Regions from separate parts of the Homo sapiens genome. Here all the other regions are linked to region 2. A link is a contact called in ENCODE Hi-C or POLR2A ChIA-PET data. All regions are on one chromosome and are shown on one strand. Each heading gives the region's core, a stretch centred on a gene start or an enhancer-like site at or near the end of the contact. The rest is flanking DNA. Distances are from core to core; before and after follow the strand shown. Region 1 holds the start of NKILA (NF-kappaB interacting lncRNA). Region 2 holds the start of FAM217B (family with sequence similarity 217 member B). Region 3 holds the start of MTG2 (mitochondrial ribosome associated GTPase 2). Region 4 holds the start of RAE1 (ribonucleic acid export 1). Region 5 holds the start of TAF4 (TATA-box binding protein associated factor 4).

The links. Hi-C counts contacts between places; a loop is a spot of excess contacts on that map. ChIA-PET counts read pairs that join two places held with the same protein, here RNA polymerase II (POLR2A). Pooled maps may share reads with other maps.
Region 1: a map of CD4-positive, alpha-beta T cell shows a loop between it and region 2 (6-fold over the local background). The contact joins the promoter of NKILA here to the promoter of FAM217B in region 2. A Hi-C loop is called at or near these places in 2 of 168 maps with a recorded cell type or tissue (CD4-positive, alpha-beta T cell and CD4-positive, alpha-beta memory T cell) and 6 of 50 pooled maps.
Region 3: a map of CD4-positive, alpha-beta T cell shows a loop between it and region 2 (11-fold over the local background). The contact joins the promoter of MTG2 here to the promoter of FAM217B in region 2. A Hi-C loop is called at or near these places in 1 of 168 maps with a recorded cell type or tissue (CD4-positive, alpha-beta T cell), 2 of 37 single-sample maps with no recorded cell type and 8 of 50 pooled maps.
Region 4: a pooled map shows a loop between it and region 2 (16-fold over the local background). The contact joins the promoter of RAE1 here to the promoter of FAM217B in region 2. A Hi-C loop is called at or near these places in 13 of 50 pooled maps.
Region 5: a map of heart right ventricle shows a loop between it and region 2 (12-fold over the local background). The contact joins the promoter of TAF4 here to the promoter of FAM217B in region 2. A Hi-C loop is called at or near these places in 1 of 168 maps with a recorded cell type or tissue (heart right ventricle), 5 of 37 single-sample maps with no recorded cell type and 10 of 50 pooled maps. POLR2A ChIA-PET finds 5 or more read pairs at or near these places in 1 of 52 experiments (CD4-positive, alpha-beta T cell).

What each region holds. Positions count from the first base shown.
Region 1 is chr20:57,708,410-57,711,487 of GRCh38, forward strand. NKILA (NF-kappaB interacting lncRNA) reads left to right here and starts at 1,774. Exons shown (of 1, transcript NR_131157.1): 1 at 1,774-3,078. It overlaps PMEPA1 (prostate transmembrane protein, androgen induced 1), which reads right to left and starts at 1,606. Exons shown (of 4, transcript NM_020182.5): 1 at 1,065-1,606. The coding sequence starts at 1,173. RefSeq lists an enhancer at 1-599 and silencers at 1,438-1,867, 1,888-2,007.
Region 2 is chr20:59,938,710-59,941,786 of GRCh38, forward strand. FAM217B (family with sequence similarity 217 member B) reads left to right here and starts at 1,680. Exons shown (of 4, transcript NM_022106.3): 1 at 1,680-1,826. PPP1R3D (protein phosphatase 1 regulatory subunit 3D) reads right to left here and starts at 1,596. Exons shown (of 1, transcript NM_006242.4): 1 at 1-1,596. The coding sequence starts at 1,222. The coding sequence ends at 323. RefSeq lists silencers at 1,058-1,187, 1,538-1,917 and an enhancer at 1,485-1,779.
Region 3 is chr20:62,181,387-62,184,420 of GRCh38, forward strand. It overlaps MTG2 (mitochondrial ribosome associated GTPase 2), which reads left to right and starts at 1,642. Exons shown (of 7, transcript NM_015666.4): 1 at 1,642-1,671. It overlaps SS18L1 (SS18L1 subunit of BAF chromatin remodeling complex), which reads left to right. Exons shown (of 11, transcript NM_198935.3): 11 at 1-1,128. RefSeq lists silencers at 1,271-1,460, 1,500-1,684, 1,691-1,860.
Region 4 is chr20:57,349,649-57,352,525 of GRCh38, forward strand. RAE1 (ribonucleic acid export 1) reads left to right here and starts at 1,607. Exons shown (of 12, transcript NM_003610.4): 1 at 1,607-1,774. RefSeq lists enhancers at 1,238-1,806, 1,997-2,076.
Region 5 is chr20:62,064,529-62,067,387 of GRCh38, forward strand. TAF4 (TATA-box binding protein associated factor 4) reads right to left here and starts at 1,353. Exons shown (of 15, transcript NM_003185.4): 1 at 1-1,353. The coding sequence starts at 1,282. MIR3195 (microRNA 3195) reads left to right here and starts at 274; the gene lies at 274-357. It overlaps LOC105372705 (a long non-coding RNA gene), which reads left to right and starts at 1,926. Exons shown (of 2, transcript XR_936960.3): 1 at 1,926-2,163; 2 at 2,414-2,859. RefSeq lists enhancers at 1-71, 72-585, 586-1,100, 2,129-2,642 and silencers at 1,034-1,123, 1,384-1,493, 1,754-2,133.

The sequences.
Region 1 (3,078 bases), core at 524-3,023, 2.2 Mb before region 2:
TCTCCACTCAACCAAATGTCCACCTAGGTGGGCTGTGTGTGCAGGAGGTAGAGACTTACTTATCTGAACTTTTGGGTGCCCAGGCGGCTGCGTTAGCGACAAGGTTCAAAACCCCACTCCCCACCGTTGGTCCACTGATCCCTTATTTAGGGCCAGGCAGTCCCAAACACAAACAGCCCCAAACTTTGACTCCTTTGTAACCATGGTCTCAGCCAGACTGAACCAAGCTGTCCAGACAGAGGCTATTTATAGGTGCGTCGGGGACACAGACACTGGCACAATGACACACACACATTCAAGATCCACGCTGGGCCAGACGGGCCAGAGCTGAGCCCTGGATTCAGACACCTGGACACACACGGTCCCCAGATCCGGCCCAACCAGACCAGACCCCCAGAAAGATGGACACGCTCAAGAAAGGCACCCCGGCCCGGACACGGGAAAGACACACAGAGAGAGGCAGGAAGACTCGGTGACACGCACTCTTGGGCAAGACCGCGACTCAGACCCCCAGACACCCCGAGAGACGCCGAAGACCCAGACAGAGCCACGCAGCCACGCACACTCCACAGACGCACGGACATCCACTCAGAGCCCGAGACACAGCGCCGCGAACACTCCAGACACACGCCCGGAGCCCCAGACACCTCGCAGACCAGACAGTGTCTCACACGCCCCTCCACCCCCGCCCAAAGTTGATAAAGAGCCGGCCTAAATGCTCCATCGCGACTGCCCTCAGGGAAATAAAATGGAAACTTCACGGATCCGCCCGCCCCAACCCTCCCGCGCCGTGCGCCGCCGCTGAGCCCCGGGTCCGAGTCCGGGCGGGCGGGGCGCGGACAGCGGGGGCCGTGCCAGGCTCGCAGCGCCGCGGGACAAAGCCGGGCCGGCCGCCAGCTGCCGCGAGCCGGGAGGGCGCGCCCGGGGCGCGGCGGGCGCTGCCCGGGCGCAGGGCGTTCGGTCCGAGGGGGCGCGCAGGGCCCGGACCCCCGCTCGCAGCTGTGCCCCGACATAGGGTCCGAGCCCGATGGAGTCTCCGGGGAGGGGGGCGTGGGGTCACTCACTGATCTCCATGCTCTGGAACAAAGAGCGTTTGCAGTTGCACGTGCAGGAGACATTGGGCTGCCCGGCGGCGGCGGCGGCGGTGCTGTTGACCCCCATCAAGCGGTGCATGGACGGCGCGGCGGCGCGGCGCGGGGCGCGGGGGGCTCGGGGGCGGCCGGGGGGGGCTCCGGCCGGCGCCCGGAGCTGGGGCCCCGCATGCAGGAGGCGCGCGGCGGGGGAGGCGCGCCCCGGCTCGCCGGGCTCGGGTCGCCGCCAAGTTCCCGGGGCGCCGCGGGGCTCAGTGCGCGGGACCGCGCTCCGCTGCGCCCCCCCGGCCTCCCCTCGGCAGCCCCGGGGGCGTCGGCAGTGCCCGCGGGTGGCGTCCGGAAAATGGGCTGGCAGCGGGGCGCGCGCTGCCGCCGGGGCTGAGCCTCTGCCGCTAGCTTTCCCCAGCCGAGCGCCTCCGCCGCCGCCGCCGCCGCCGCCTCCTCCTCCTCATTCAAGTCCAAGGAGATCGGGTTTCGCTCCGAGACCGCGGTCGGAGGCAGGCAGACGGTCTGACGTCAGCGCTAGACGGGGCTGCCGGTTCCCACCGCGCGGGGGCCGGGGAGGGGGCGCGCGCTGCGCCAATCCCCGCCGAGGTTCCCCCGCACCCCCTCCCCGAGCCGGGGGGCGGGGTGACGGGAAACGGGGCGGGCTCTTAAAGGGCCAGAGCTAGGCGGCCCACGTAGACCCGGCACCCGCGCAACGGAGGAGGGGCGCTGTGCCCTCTCCCCAACGGCGGTCAGCTTGGAACGCCTGCCCGGCGCACGCCCGGGGCCGGGGAGCCGAACTCGGTGCCAGCCGCACCCGGGCGGGTTGCTGGTGCGCCCTCCCCTCGCCCCCGTCCCTGGGGTCCTTGACCCAGGCTCTTGGGGCTAGCCTATCTTCTGAGGAGCACAAGGTCCCTGGGGGCTCAGGGAAGAGAAATTGGAGAAAGGGGGAGGAAGCCCCCAAGATGGATCACCCATTGCCTGGTTTCGCAGGAGACTGTCCGCCTTCAGTTCTCCAGCAGCTCGGGGATCATGGCCCACTGAACCCCCAAGCGCTTTCACCCGAACCCAAGGAGGACGACCAGGAAAGACGGGAACTCGCGTAGACACGCCCGGAAGCCCTTGTCATGTAAATAGCTGTCGGGGACTGGTGTATTGTCGCCGCCCCAGCCGGCGGGACCTGGGGCGAATCCACACCCATTGTCTGCTGCCCAAGGGGCCTCCGGCTGGGGGGCGCGGCTGCGGAGTTCAAAAGGGGTATGAGCAGGAGGGGTGTACTTTTAGTTCATTAAGTTTTAATTACAGGAGTGCTACAAGAACACATTCTTCAGGTTTAAAAAGATATTAAAATATTACATAAGAGACCTCCCCTCCCTGGCCCACCTCCAGCCTCTTAAAAATTTAGTGTGTCGCCTTTTAGACACTTTCTCAAAGCTTCACTTATTTAACAGGCACTTAAGGAGCACCTACCTGTGCCAGAAACTCTCCAAATATTAACTCAACCTGACACCGACTCAGTGTGGCCGAATATTACTCTCCCCATTTTACAGAGCGGGCAGCTGGTCAAGGAAGTCGCTTGTTGAAAGTCACACAGTGGTGGAGCCTGTGTGCCAACCCAGGACCCTGGGGAGCTGCCTCCCCCTCTCCCACGTAGTCCTGATTCTTTAAGTGTCCACATATTCCTGTAATGCCTGGAGTTTCAGTAATTAGCAGGGACTTAGTGTGTTCAGAGAAAAAAAAAGCTTTTAAAAATTATTGTTACTGTGTTTGTAACAGTTTGGATAGAGAAGGAAAAGCTGGAATTTGGGAAGTGAAGGTGGCCTCGGGGTAGAACTTACCTAGACCAGAGCGAATTCATCCTGAAGAACTCAGAGAAAGCCGGTGCAGGAAGTGGGTTCCCGCTCTCCCTGCACAGGCACAGTGATGCTGCCAGAGCTCTCCCAGAAAGACCAGGAGGCTTGTTCTGGAGAAGTCAAGCCCAGGGATGTGGCTCAGGCTGGTC
Region 2 (3,077 bases), core at 430-2,929:
GAGGACTTGGGCCTTTGCAAAACAAGCTGCTTGGGCCTCCCCAGAGGGCCCACCCTCCCATGCACCTACCCCACCACCCTGCCCCAACTCATTACACAACTCGGCCTTCTGGCCACCTGAGGCTACTTTTTAGACCAAGTGACTCAGACGTTTCAAGTAGAAGACAGGATGGGCCACTGCCAGGGGACCTTGCAGCAGAAAATTAGGTCAGAGGACTTGGAGGGTGGTGAAGAACAACCAGATAGATGTGAGAGCCCAGCAGGGAAATGACAGGAGGCGCAGCTTAGGTGTGGAGGCTCCAGGTGGCCGGTCCCCGCGCGGCTCAGATGAAGTGGATCCAGCTCTCTTCGCACTCCCCGCGAGGCATGTGCAGCGCGTGGTTGCGACATGTGAGGCTGTAGTCTCGGTGGTCGTTGTTGTCCCAGTACTCGGCACCCGCCACTTGGTAGCGCACCGCGAAGTGCACGCGGGAGCCGAGCTCCAGCAGGAAGGGCGGTACTGGAAAGCCGAAGGTGAAAACGTCCTCCGTGCCCTCGGGGCCTGCGGGCCCGCGCCACCGCGCCACCGCCTCGTGGGTACTGCGCCAGCCCGAGAAAGTGTAGCGCACAGCCACCTGCTTCTCGAAGGCCACGTTGCACACGCGCACCGTACCGCTGATGCCAAGGTCCGAGCAAGTGACACGCTCCAGGCACACGAGCTGCCGCTGCAGGCGCTCGCCAAAGTCGGCGGCCTCGACGGGCGGCGGGAAATCGGGCACCAGGCAATGCAGGGTGAACTCCAGGTCCTGGCTGCTGCAGCACAGGTCCGAGTTGATTGCGAGCCGCGACAGCACGTGCAGCGGCACGGACGGGTCGTCTCCCGCGTTGAACACCTTGACCTGTGCCAGCTCCAAGCCCAGGGCGTCGGCGAAGCGCACGCGGAGCTTCTGGCTGCAGCCCGGCCGACACGCAGCGCCCGGCGCGCCCGCGGCCTTCTGGCGGCGCTCGGGGGAGCTGGGCAGTGAGCGCGCCCGCCGCAGGATGATGGGCCGCAGGCGGGGGTCGCAGCCCGACGGCGCTGGCGTTGGCGGCGGCGCGCGGCCCGGGCTCCCAGGGGGCCTACAGGCCCGCGGCTCCAGGGCCACGCCGCCGTCCAGGTCCGACAGGCAGCTGAGGCTCCGGGGGCCGAGCTTCCGGGATCCCAGGGCGCTAGGCAGGACCGCGGAGCTCGGGCCTCTGGACATGGCCCCGCCGGCCGTCGGAAGATGAGGCAGGGATGAGAGACGACCTCCCGACCCCGCGACAGCTCCCTCCGTGCTCAGAAGCCGCAGAGAGTCCACCGTATCTGCAACCTGCGGGGGACCTCTCGGGCCCGGTGCGCCCTACCCTTGGTTCGCCACCTTGCTCCTCGAGTCCTTGTCCAGGTCCTCCGCTTCTTGCGGTTAAAGAAATTGTAAGAGTGGGGAGTTTTTCTCTAGTGGAAGCTTTCAGAGGCCTCCCGGGAGCGCAGGGTAGCGCCTCTTTTTTCTTCTTGCTTCCTTGGAGGTTCTTACAAGAAGGCTGCGTTCCGGGAGCGGCCCCTCCCACTTTCCCGGTCCGCGGCGTTACTTACAAGGCTGCAACTTGACCGGGTGCAACTTCCTAGCGAGCCTCCGCCCCGCCCCTCGTGACGCCGCCTGCAGGCGGGCCCCCGCCGGCCTCAGCTCAGCCAGGGAGCTCAGCGGAGCTGCGCGCCTCCGCCTCCAGCTCCCCTGCCGCAGCGCGCCGCAGCCGGGCGTCCCCGCGCGGGCGCCGGAGAGGAAGGAAGGCTGGCAGCCTCGTCACGTGTCCGCTGCAGTCGCGAAACAGGTCTGATCAATTTCTGTTTACGTCTGCCTGGATTGCGCGCCTATCGATCATAGACTTTGTCTGCACAAACGGAGGACAAGGAAAATGCATGCTGCGTGTCCTTAGATTTCTGGGTTGTGGATGGGGGGAGCGGTGGTGCAAAAACCGGCCTTGCCAGGAGCTGGTCTCAGGCTAATTTTAAACATCGAGGCCAGCCCACACTTTGGACAGGTTCACTGCAACCTGGACCCTTGGTCAGACCGAGGGAGCCTCACTGCGTAGAGGAGCAGCGTCATGTCCACATCACCCAGAATGCTTTGCCGCACCGAATGGCCAGCAGATTCCCTTGAGGGTGGGGAGGGGAGGTGCTGCTGTTGTCTTCCTGGACTCCGCGCCAGAGAGGAAGACAGGGGAACAAGAGTTATTACCCGCTGATGACTTCTGCAGCTGCCCTTAATCAGCCTCTGGCGCTTGGGGAGCATATTTGTAGCCAGAATCTCCGACTTTTAGCTTTGTTTCCAAGCAAGCCAGAAACACCAGCAAGGCCTGGAGCTTGTTTTCTGCCTATTTAGAACCCTGCAGGCATTCGTGTCTCTCACCCGGTAGCTTTGAGCACAAAACCCCACAGCCTTTGGTGTAAAGCATACCAGGTGAAATGAAGTAGAAAAGATGCAAGTGCACTTTCCAGAGAGCAGTTTGGGGCCAGCCATTCCATTAAGAAGGTTCCTTTTTATTGTCCAGAGGGACAAAGCAGAAAGAAAACCAGACTAATGAAAGGGGGTTGATTCAAGAACATTCGTTGCATCTAAAATGAGTCAAGGCTGTTGATTGTGGTATAATTCATGAAATGTGAGAGAATGATTTTATTTATCATTGGATGTAAGCTAACTAAAAAGGCTTACATGATTAATGTGGGAAAAATACAGGAAAGTTTCAGGAAGAAAATAAAAATCTTCTATAATCATCTCTTTTATTTTACAGAGACAGGTGATACGGGAAAGAGAAGTATCCAATTTCCATTCAGTGCACTTTTAATAGGCCACTCAAAATGAGAGGGGAATAACAGCAATATGTGGTATAGGTCAACAATGCTTCATAAAGAGATGATATATAATATGTAATATGTATGAATATATGGAAAGTCTTATAATGGATTGATGTGATAGAGAAGGCCGAAAAATTGAATGGGAACGTTCCTCCTAGAGTTTAAGCTCCTTCTGAACAGGGACGTGCATAATCATTGCCATTTTTCTGGGTACTCCTGTAATTATT
Region 3 (3,034 bases), core at 392-2,891, 2.2 Mb after region 2:
TTTCCCACTGAAAATGTTAAACATTTTAGATAACTGTGAAGATAGTTTATTTTTATTCCTTGCCAATCTGGGAATATGCCTTTTTTGTGTGTTTGTGTGTTTTTTTAAGTGCTGTATTAATAATACTTTCTGAAAGAAAAGGACACTTACCCCAAAACTTCAATCTGAAATGTCTTACATTAAGAATATCTTGAATGTTGTGTATATATTTTAAAAAGCACTTTGCAAAATAGTTTGTACATTTATTTCCTAATTTATACATGATTTTTGGTGTTAATATATTTAATGATTAATAACAGAATGTTTATTTAATGTGCTGTCCATTTTTATGTAATATTATGGGGAAAGTGATGCCAGCAGTTCCTTTTCATTATTCTATCTTCTGTCATATGAATGTTGAGCAAAGCTTAGGCCAACATGAATTGTTTGTGAAGTGTGGTTGATGGTGCTTTGTTTTTTTCTGACTACTTCTATGGAAGGCCAGTGAAGAAGCAAAGGAAGACATGAAAATTGACGCTCATTCTTCTTCCTATTGTTCCCTGACATCCAGCAAATTGTGAATTTGAAAAATGATGGCCAGTTTTCAGAAGTGCTGACAAATTCATATTGGTATGCAAAAGCTCATCACCCATTAAGGTTTGTTGTTGAATCAACAGTACTCAGCATATTAAAACAGTACATCAGAACTCATGCCAACAGTCTTTATGATGGGATTAAGGTGGACAAGATCTCCTAAGATCTGTGAATGGGATTAAGGTGGACAAGATCTCCTAAGATCTGAAAAGAAACCTTAATACGCTCATATGGTTGGAGTGTTAAGTGAACCTCTGATTTTGTCAGGGTTTTTCTACGTGTAGGCGTGAATAGGGGGCACCCCTTCAAAACTGTACAAAGAAGACGACTGTTTTCCATTTCCATTTAAACATTTTTAGCCACTTCATTTCTATTTATTGAACAGGTCAAATTTGTCTTGTTATTTGTGAGTACAGTACATTTAAAAAACATCCTTATCGGTTATTTTTTTTTCAGTCGGAGTTTGACGTATAAATTGTTTATGCTTTTGGTGTAATCTCTTAATAAACTGGTTCTTCAAAAATCATCCTATAAAGTGAGTTTTCATGAAGTTAACGGGATTTTGGTGTGATGTGTTTTGCAAATACTTATTACCGAGACCAGGTAGATCGTCACCTCGGCTCCCGGGCAGAGTTCGCGTGCGTCCGCACCGGATTCCCCGCGGCGGCAAGGCGAAGCCAGGGTAAGGGCGGTGGGGACGGCGCCCCGGGGCTGCCCTGCGGTCCCCACTGCCTGCTCTGCGTTGCCCCGTAGCCTCCTCGGGCAACGGCGGTGTCCTCGTCAGACCCGGGAGGTTCCGCAAACGCCGGAGGGGTCAGAGAAGCTGGGGGACCTTGGGCACCGGGTGGAACGGGCGGGGCGGCTGTCCTTGTGCTCGGGCAGCGAGGGCGCCGGCGAGAAGCGCGGCTGCAGCTGAGCGCTCCGCATCCCTCCTGCCGTTGCTCCTGCTTCCGCTACCAGGGACAAGGTCGCCTCTCGGTCCGTCGGCGTGTTTTCTGCACCTGCGCACTGGGCAAGCCTTGGGCTTCCGGAGCCAAAAGGCCCCGGAAGTGGTCGGCCGCTTGCGACGCTCCGGAAGTGACGTGCTTTCCCGAGCCGGTGAGTGCGGGAGCGGGGAGCGGGGAGCGTGGGCCTGGGGGGTGGTCGCGGCCCGGGCGCAAGGAGGGGCCTCGGCTTGGGCCGCGGGGTACCGGGGCGCTGGGAGCGGGAGAGGCCCCGGCCTAGGAGCTGAGAGGCCTGGAGGGCTGCCGGGCTGCGAACCCCGGCGGGACCGAGCGCTGCGGCCCTGGAGTAGCGAGCGCTCGGGCGGTGGGGAGCGGCGCCTTGCTCCCCGGTCCTGCCCCACTCTCTCCGCAGAACCGCGTTTTGGGGTCAGAAGTCTTGTCAGCCACCCCGGTGGTGCTCTGTCACGGGATGGGTGCCGTGTGTGAGTTCCGAGTCAAGTTGTTAGGAATTTGCCTTGATCCAGCGCTCTAAGTATTAAACATTTTAAAGTGATTATTGGCAGTATACAGTTGCACAAAACAACATAAATATATACACATTTGGATGATAAAACAACAATAAAGTTTTGTATTGTAAACGCGCCTCAGGGAGACGCATTTCCAGATAATTCACTGTCCGTGGCTGGCTTCTGCCCAGTGAGAGCGGGTTACCCGTTCTATTCCCATTTACGTTCTCGTAGCTGTGGATACCGAGGAACGGCGTTCACACAGACCTGTAGGTGGGAATTAGAGGGGTTGTTGGGCAGTGTCACTAGAGAAATACCTTTCTTTTGTAAAGGGGAGGACCCATTATAAAAGGGGGACGGGAAAGGAGAATTCAAATTGTTTTAAACGCAGGTTCGTCCTCAGGCAGTTCTGTTTTAGCAGAGAGAACGTAGCGAAACTTGGGCAGAAAATGGATTCCTTTGAAATTATCCTGGCCTTAGTCCCTTGGGAAGTCTGTGTAGGCGAACCTCAGTGAGAAGATTCCTGCCGTAAAATGCAGGTGTCAGCAGCATGCCAGGGAGGCCAGAGGATACTATGTGACTTTGGGCAAGTGACTGAACCTCTGTGAGTCTCAGCCTCCACTGCTTTAGATGGGCATAAAAAATGTAAAGTCAAGAATCAGGTTTCCGCTGGGCGCGGTGGCTCACGCCTGTAATCCCAGAACTTTGGGAGGCCAAGGCGGGCAGATCACGAGGTCAGGAGTTAAAGACCAGCCTGGCCAACATGGTGAAACCCCATCTCTACTAAAAATACAAAAAAGTAGCCGGGCGTGGTGGCAGGCGCCTGTAATCCCAGCTACTGGGGAGGCTGAGGCAGGAGAATCGCTTGAACCTGGGAGGTGGAGGTTGCAGTGAGCCGAGACCGCACCACTCTGCTCCAGCCTAGGCAACAGAGCGAGACTCTGTCTCAAAAACATACCCAAAAAAAAAAAATCAGGTTTCATGCTCACAGGAGGATTTGAGGAGGGTTTA
Region 4 (2,877 bases), core at 357-2,856, 2.6 Mb before region 2:
TCACCTCTGTCAGCTTCATTTTCCATATCTATAAAATGGAGATAATCACAATACCTATCTTTTAGGGCTGGTCTGGAAACTACAGGAGATGGAGCATCTAAAGCGCTTAGCATAGGGTGATGCTCAAAAGAGCTATTATTACCATCATCGTCTAGACTAGAGGTTCTCAGTCTTGGCTGCATCTTAGAATCACCTGGGGAGCTTTTAAAAAATATTAATTTCCTCTTTTCTAGCCCAGGCGTACTAAATCAGAATCTCTAAGGGTGCAGTGTAAACATCACAGTTTTTAAAAAGCTGCCCAGGATTCCAAATGATCTACAGCCTTGGTACTTAACTCTGGTTCACGGCCCAGCAACCTCTGCTGGGAATTTGGTAGAAATGTGGATTTTTAGGCCCATCGTAGACCTACTGAATCTGCATTTTATAAAAAGATACCCCAGATCCTAAACCTCCTTAAGAAGGTCAAGGCACGCAGACCACACTGAGTAGTGAAGGAGAGAATCCAGGGTAGCTACATAACCTCACGAAATCCCTTCCTTGTGATCTGTCTTTTCCTTCACTTCCTTCTTCAGATGCTCCTAAAAGTAGGGGTTGGGAGGAAACAACCAACTGAAATATTTGGAGTGGGCGTGTGTGAGTAATAAGAATCCCTTAACATTTCTACAGACAGTTCTATTAGTAAGAGTAGTTCACGTATGATTTCACTTGACCCTAATTAGGAACAGCCCTGGCATCATTTTCCCCACCATGCAGCAGGAAACTGAGGCCCAAAGAGCCCCGAGGTGGGCTCAGGGTACCCCAGTGGGCAAACAGGGAGAGGCCAGGGCGGGAAACCCGCGGCCGACCTCGCCTTGTTCGGAGGCAGCGTTAGAGCAGCTTCTCGGAGGTTGGCCTTGGACGTGAATTGGAAGCAATCAGAATCTTTTAGATGTTTATACATGATAAATGCAATAATTAATTCACAAGAGAAAACAGCTAGCTACCTTGCACTAGCCCTAGTTGCGGATTGATTGACTGATTTGAGATGGAGTTTCGCTCTTGTTGTCCAGACTGGAGTGCAATGGCATGGTCTCGGCTCACTGCAACCTCCACCTCCTGGGTTCAAGCGATTCTCCTGCCTTAGCCTCCCAAGCAGCTGGGATTACAGGCACCCGCCACCATGCCCGGCTAATTTTTGTATTTTTAGTACTGACGGGGGGACGGGGGGGCGGGGGGGCGGGGGGACGGGGGGCGGGGGGGGCGGGGGGGGCGGGGGGACGGGGGCGGGGGGCGGGGGGGGGCGGCGCGGGGGGGCGGGGGGGGCGGGGGGCGGGGCGGTTCACGATGTTGGCCAGACTTGTCTTGAACTCCTGACCCCAGGTGATCAGCCCGCCTCGGCCTCCCAAAGTGCTGGGATTACAGGCGTGAGCCACCGCGCCTGGCCAGTTGCGGATTTATAAAAGCAGTCGCTTAGTAACTTGCAGCGGCTACATCAACTTTGGACCAATTCGCAAACTGCTGGTGTAAAGCGTTTTTGCGCATGTGCTGTCGCCTTGCGGGAAAAGGAGCCTTTTTCTTCGACGATTTCCGGGCGACGCAGGAAGTGGCTCCAGGGCGCACGCGCGTTGTTTCCGCGGTAGTCAGGGCAGTTTCTACCGCAGGCTTAAGGAGGCTTCGGGCTCCTGGGATTTCTGTCCGCGCTCCTGGCCCTCGTCCTTCGCGCCAGAGCAGGTTCGCAAACTCCTCAGACCCTTCTGCTCCCGGCCGCCGCTTTCCGCCGGGGCGAGACCCCCAGGTAGGCCCCGTGCCGCGCGCGTCCCGTCGTTAACCGCCGCCATGGCTCCCGCAGAGGCCGAGTTGCCTCCCGGGAGCGCGCTTCTGCGGGATGCTGGGGCGCGAGCGGGACTGTTGACTAAGCTTCGTTACTGGGCCCTGGAAGCGAGGTCAGAGCTGGAAATGGCCTTAGGGGTCACCTAGGGCCTAATCCATCGTTTCTCTTGTGGGGGAACTGAGCCTCTGGGAAGGGTCACATTGCGTTAATGCAGTGTGTGTCGCCTCTGTCCCTCCCCCTTACACGTCTGGCGTCTCGTCAGATACATGTCAGCTCCTGGGAGAAGCTTTCCCTGGCCGCTTTGCAGAAGGGCGTCCCCTTTTAGCCTCTTCCACGTCAACCTGCTCCATTTCTTTCGTAGCAGTTACCAGTCTCTGAAACTAAGTCTGTTTCTGTCTTAGCCCGCCAAGTATTTATTGTATACGTATATAGGTGCCACCGTACAGGCAGTACTTCTCCAGGCAAGTAGTATTAAACACCAGCCGCCCTGGGCCAGGCATTGTACTGTGGGACCCAGTATGCATTAAGGGAAGAATCCAGGCAAGTGGCTGCCCTCTTGGAGCCAGCATTCTGGGGGGGAAGAGATTTTGAGTGTAAACAAGAAATTCCAGGGGATGTGATGGAAGATTAGATATGTTAAAGTTGGCAAAGAAGCGTCTGAGGAGGTGACTTTAAAAAAGAATACGTGTGACAGCTTTATTGAAGTATAAAATAACATTAATTTCAACCATTGAAAGTGTATATTGTGAGTTTGGAAATTTTATGCAGTTGCGTAAACATGGCAAGTTCAAATTTGGGACATTTTCATCACCCCAAGAAGTTCGGAGGAGGCAACTTTTGAACTGGGATATGAAGATTCAAACGGAGGTAGCTGTGGGGAGGGAGAAGCAAATCATCCCAAGCTGAAGGAACAGCACTAGGTTTGCTCCAAGGCAGGGATGAGCTTGTTGTGTTCAGCGGAGAAAGGAAGCCAGCAGAGCTAGGAGGGCTGGGGTGCAGCAAGGCGGGAGAGAGCGGGAAGAGATTAGGTGGGTCCCACAGATGACTGTGCCTTCTGAACTTTGGAA
Region 5 (2,859 bases), core at 103-2,602, 2.1 Mb after region 2:
TCAGGGTGGCCCGAATCCCGCTGGTGGTGGCCGTGGGCGTCCGGGACAGGCTCTGGGTCACTGCGCCGGCCGCGCCTTTGGGCAGCCCGGTGGGGGTCCCGGGGGCGGGCGGCGGGACGGCGGCCGGGCTGGGCAGCGCCCCTTGCATAGTTGGCCCGATGACCATGCTGGCCGCCGTGCTGGCCGGGCCGCTGGCCGCCAGGGTCTGCGCCGCCGGGGGCGCCGCCTGCACCACCCTCTTGGGCGACTCGGCCTTGACCCCCGGCGCCGGCGCCGCAGCCGCCGCGCCGGGCCCGGGTTGGCCGCTGACCCCCGCGGGGCCCCCGGCGGCCGGGGCGGGGGCGGGGGCTGCCCCGGCGCTGCCCCCGTTCTGGGCGGCGGCGGGGGGCGGCACGGCGGGCGCGGCGGTCGGGGGTCCGGCGGGGTGGCCGGGCGGCCGGGCCAGAGTGGCGGGCGCGGGGGGTGGCGGGGGCGGGGCGGCGGCGGGGGCGGCGGGCGCGGGGGCGGCGGGGGGCGAGGGCGCGGCGGGCGCGGGGGGCGCGGCGGCGCCCACGAAGGGGGGCGTCTGGATGACAGTGCCGGGGGCGGCGGGCTTGGGCAGCGGCAGCAGCGCGGCGGGCCCGTTGTTGACCAGGCTGACAGCAGGTGCGGCGGCGTGGTGCGAGTTCAGCAGCGCGGCGCTCCCATTCAAAGTTTGCGCGGCGCCGGGGCCGGCGGGCTTGCCAGGGCCAGGGCCGGGGCCGGGGCCGGGGCCGGGCCCGGGGCCGGGGCCGGCGCGGGCGGCCAGCGCGGCGGGGCCGGCGGGCTTGGCGGGGCCGGCGGGGGCGGGCTCGGGCCCCGCGGCGACGGCGGCGGCGGCGGGCACCGGGGCGCAGGACCCCGCGCTGCCCTCGGGCGGCGGCCTCAGCTTCGCGGCGGGCGGCGCGGGCCCTGCGGGGACAAGGGGGCGGCGCGGTGAGGGGGGGCCCGGGCGCTGCGGCCCCCCGCCCCCCGGCCGCGCTCTACCTGCGGGGGGCGGCTCCGGCGCCGCTCCGGGCGCGCCCTCGGCGGGGGCGGCCGGCCCTGCGCCCGCGGCTCCGGCCGGGCTGCCGCTCACAACATGGTTCCCGAGCGCGCCGGCGGCCGCGGCCCGCACCTCGGGCGTGCGCGGCGCGAGGTGGTGGTGGTGGGCCGCGCTGGCCGCCAGCTGCGACTCCAGCGAGCCCACCAGGTCGCTCACCACTTTCTCGTCCACCTCGCTGTTGAAGAAGACCTCGTCCAGCAGATCCGAGCCCGCCGCCATCTTTTTTCCTCGGCCGCCGCCGCCGCCGCCGCTCGGGCCGAGCGCGCCTGGGCGAGGAGGAGGTTCCGACTGGGGCGGGCGCTGGGCGGGCGGGGGGCGGCGCGCGGCCGGCGGGGGGCGGGGGCGCGCGGCCGGGGGGCGGGGGAGCGGGGGTGGCGGCCCTGCGCAGGCGCGGAGACCGCGGGCGCCCGGCGATTGGCTGCGGCGCGCGCTTAAAAGGCGCGGCCAATGGCTGCGAGCGCTAGAGGCCGGGGCGCGGGCGGTCGGCCGGGGTGCGGCAGCAGCGGCGGGAAGCGCGGGGGCTGGAGCTCAGGGGCGCGGGCGCCGGGGCGGTGGCGGACGGGGAGGGGGCCGCCGGGCGGGGCGCGGGATGCGGGAACGGTGCGCTGGGCCGGGCCGAGGCGGGCGCGGGGCGGCGACGGGGCCTCGCTCTTTGTCTCGGCTCGCTCCAAAATGGCTGCGGCGGCGCTGACGGGAGCGCCGGGCGGGCGCCGTGCGCGGTGGCAGCGGCGGCGCAGGGCCCGTCCGAGGCCCGGGGAACAGCGCGCGGGGATGCCGGGGCGCCGCCGGGCGGCGCGCAGGCCCTGGAGTGGATGGGCCTGGGAGGCGGGCGGGAACGGGGAGGGGACTGTCGCAGCGCGCCCTGGGGACGGGGACCGGCGCCCGGCCCCTCCAAGCCGCCGCGGGGAAGCTGGGTCCGCCTCTGGCTCAGCCGGTCCCGGGCGGTGGGGAGGGGTCCTGCGCGCACGGCTCTTCTCGCCCTCCAATCGTGACCACCCCTGGCCCTTCCCTCCATTTTTAATCAATAAACCCAGCCGCCCCGGGCTGACTGTCCCCGCACCCAGCTGCCTTGGAGACAGGAGTGTCGTATAAGCCCGTAGGTAAGAGCACGGTGCTTGCCAGGCGCCAAACGAAGTTCCCGAGCCTGAAGCCGGCACGTCTGGAAGTAGCTTTTTTTACCTTCTGCTGGGGGAGGGGAGTAAGTTACCTAAAGTGTTCCCAAGCACCTTCTCTCTAGAAATACTTCAGTAAAAGTTCCAGTCCCCTCTTTCTGCGTGTTTTATTTTCCAACCAAAAGATGGTGTTATTGGACATTTCTAGTGGTTTTCCTTTCTCTCATTTCTTCCTAAGAGCCCAGAATAGGTTTCAGAGAGACGCTTCCTTGCCTCGGACCTCACTGGGGCCAAGAGGCCACAGGGTCAGTCTTCGCAGCTGAAGACAGCGCCGCAATAAGCAGAGACCTCGGGACGATGAATGACGTTGCTGACAAAGAAAATGATTTTTTTAATTGCTTTAACAAAGGAGACTGCTAGTCTCGAAAGCAGACCCGAACTGGACCCTTGTGCCTGTTCGAACTGTAGCCTTGCAAAGGAATGGACTTACTGATAACTGGAATACGGGACTTCACCCCAGGCTTGTTTCTCGACAGCAGCAGCAGCCAATGAGCATTGAGGACGGAGCCTAGGAGAGGTGCCTCCCCTATAGGGGAACAGTGTTTGGGGGAAATCACTGCAAACGTACAGCTGGAGTTTTGTACCTGAACTTTGGCTCCCAGAAGGCAGGAAAGGAAATGAATG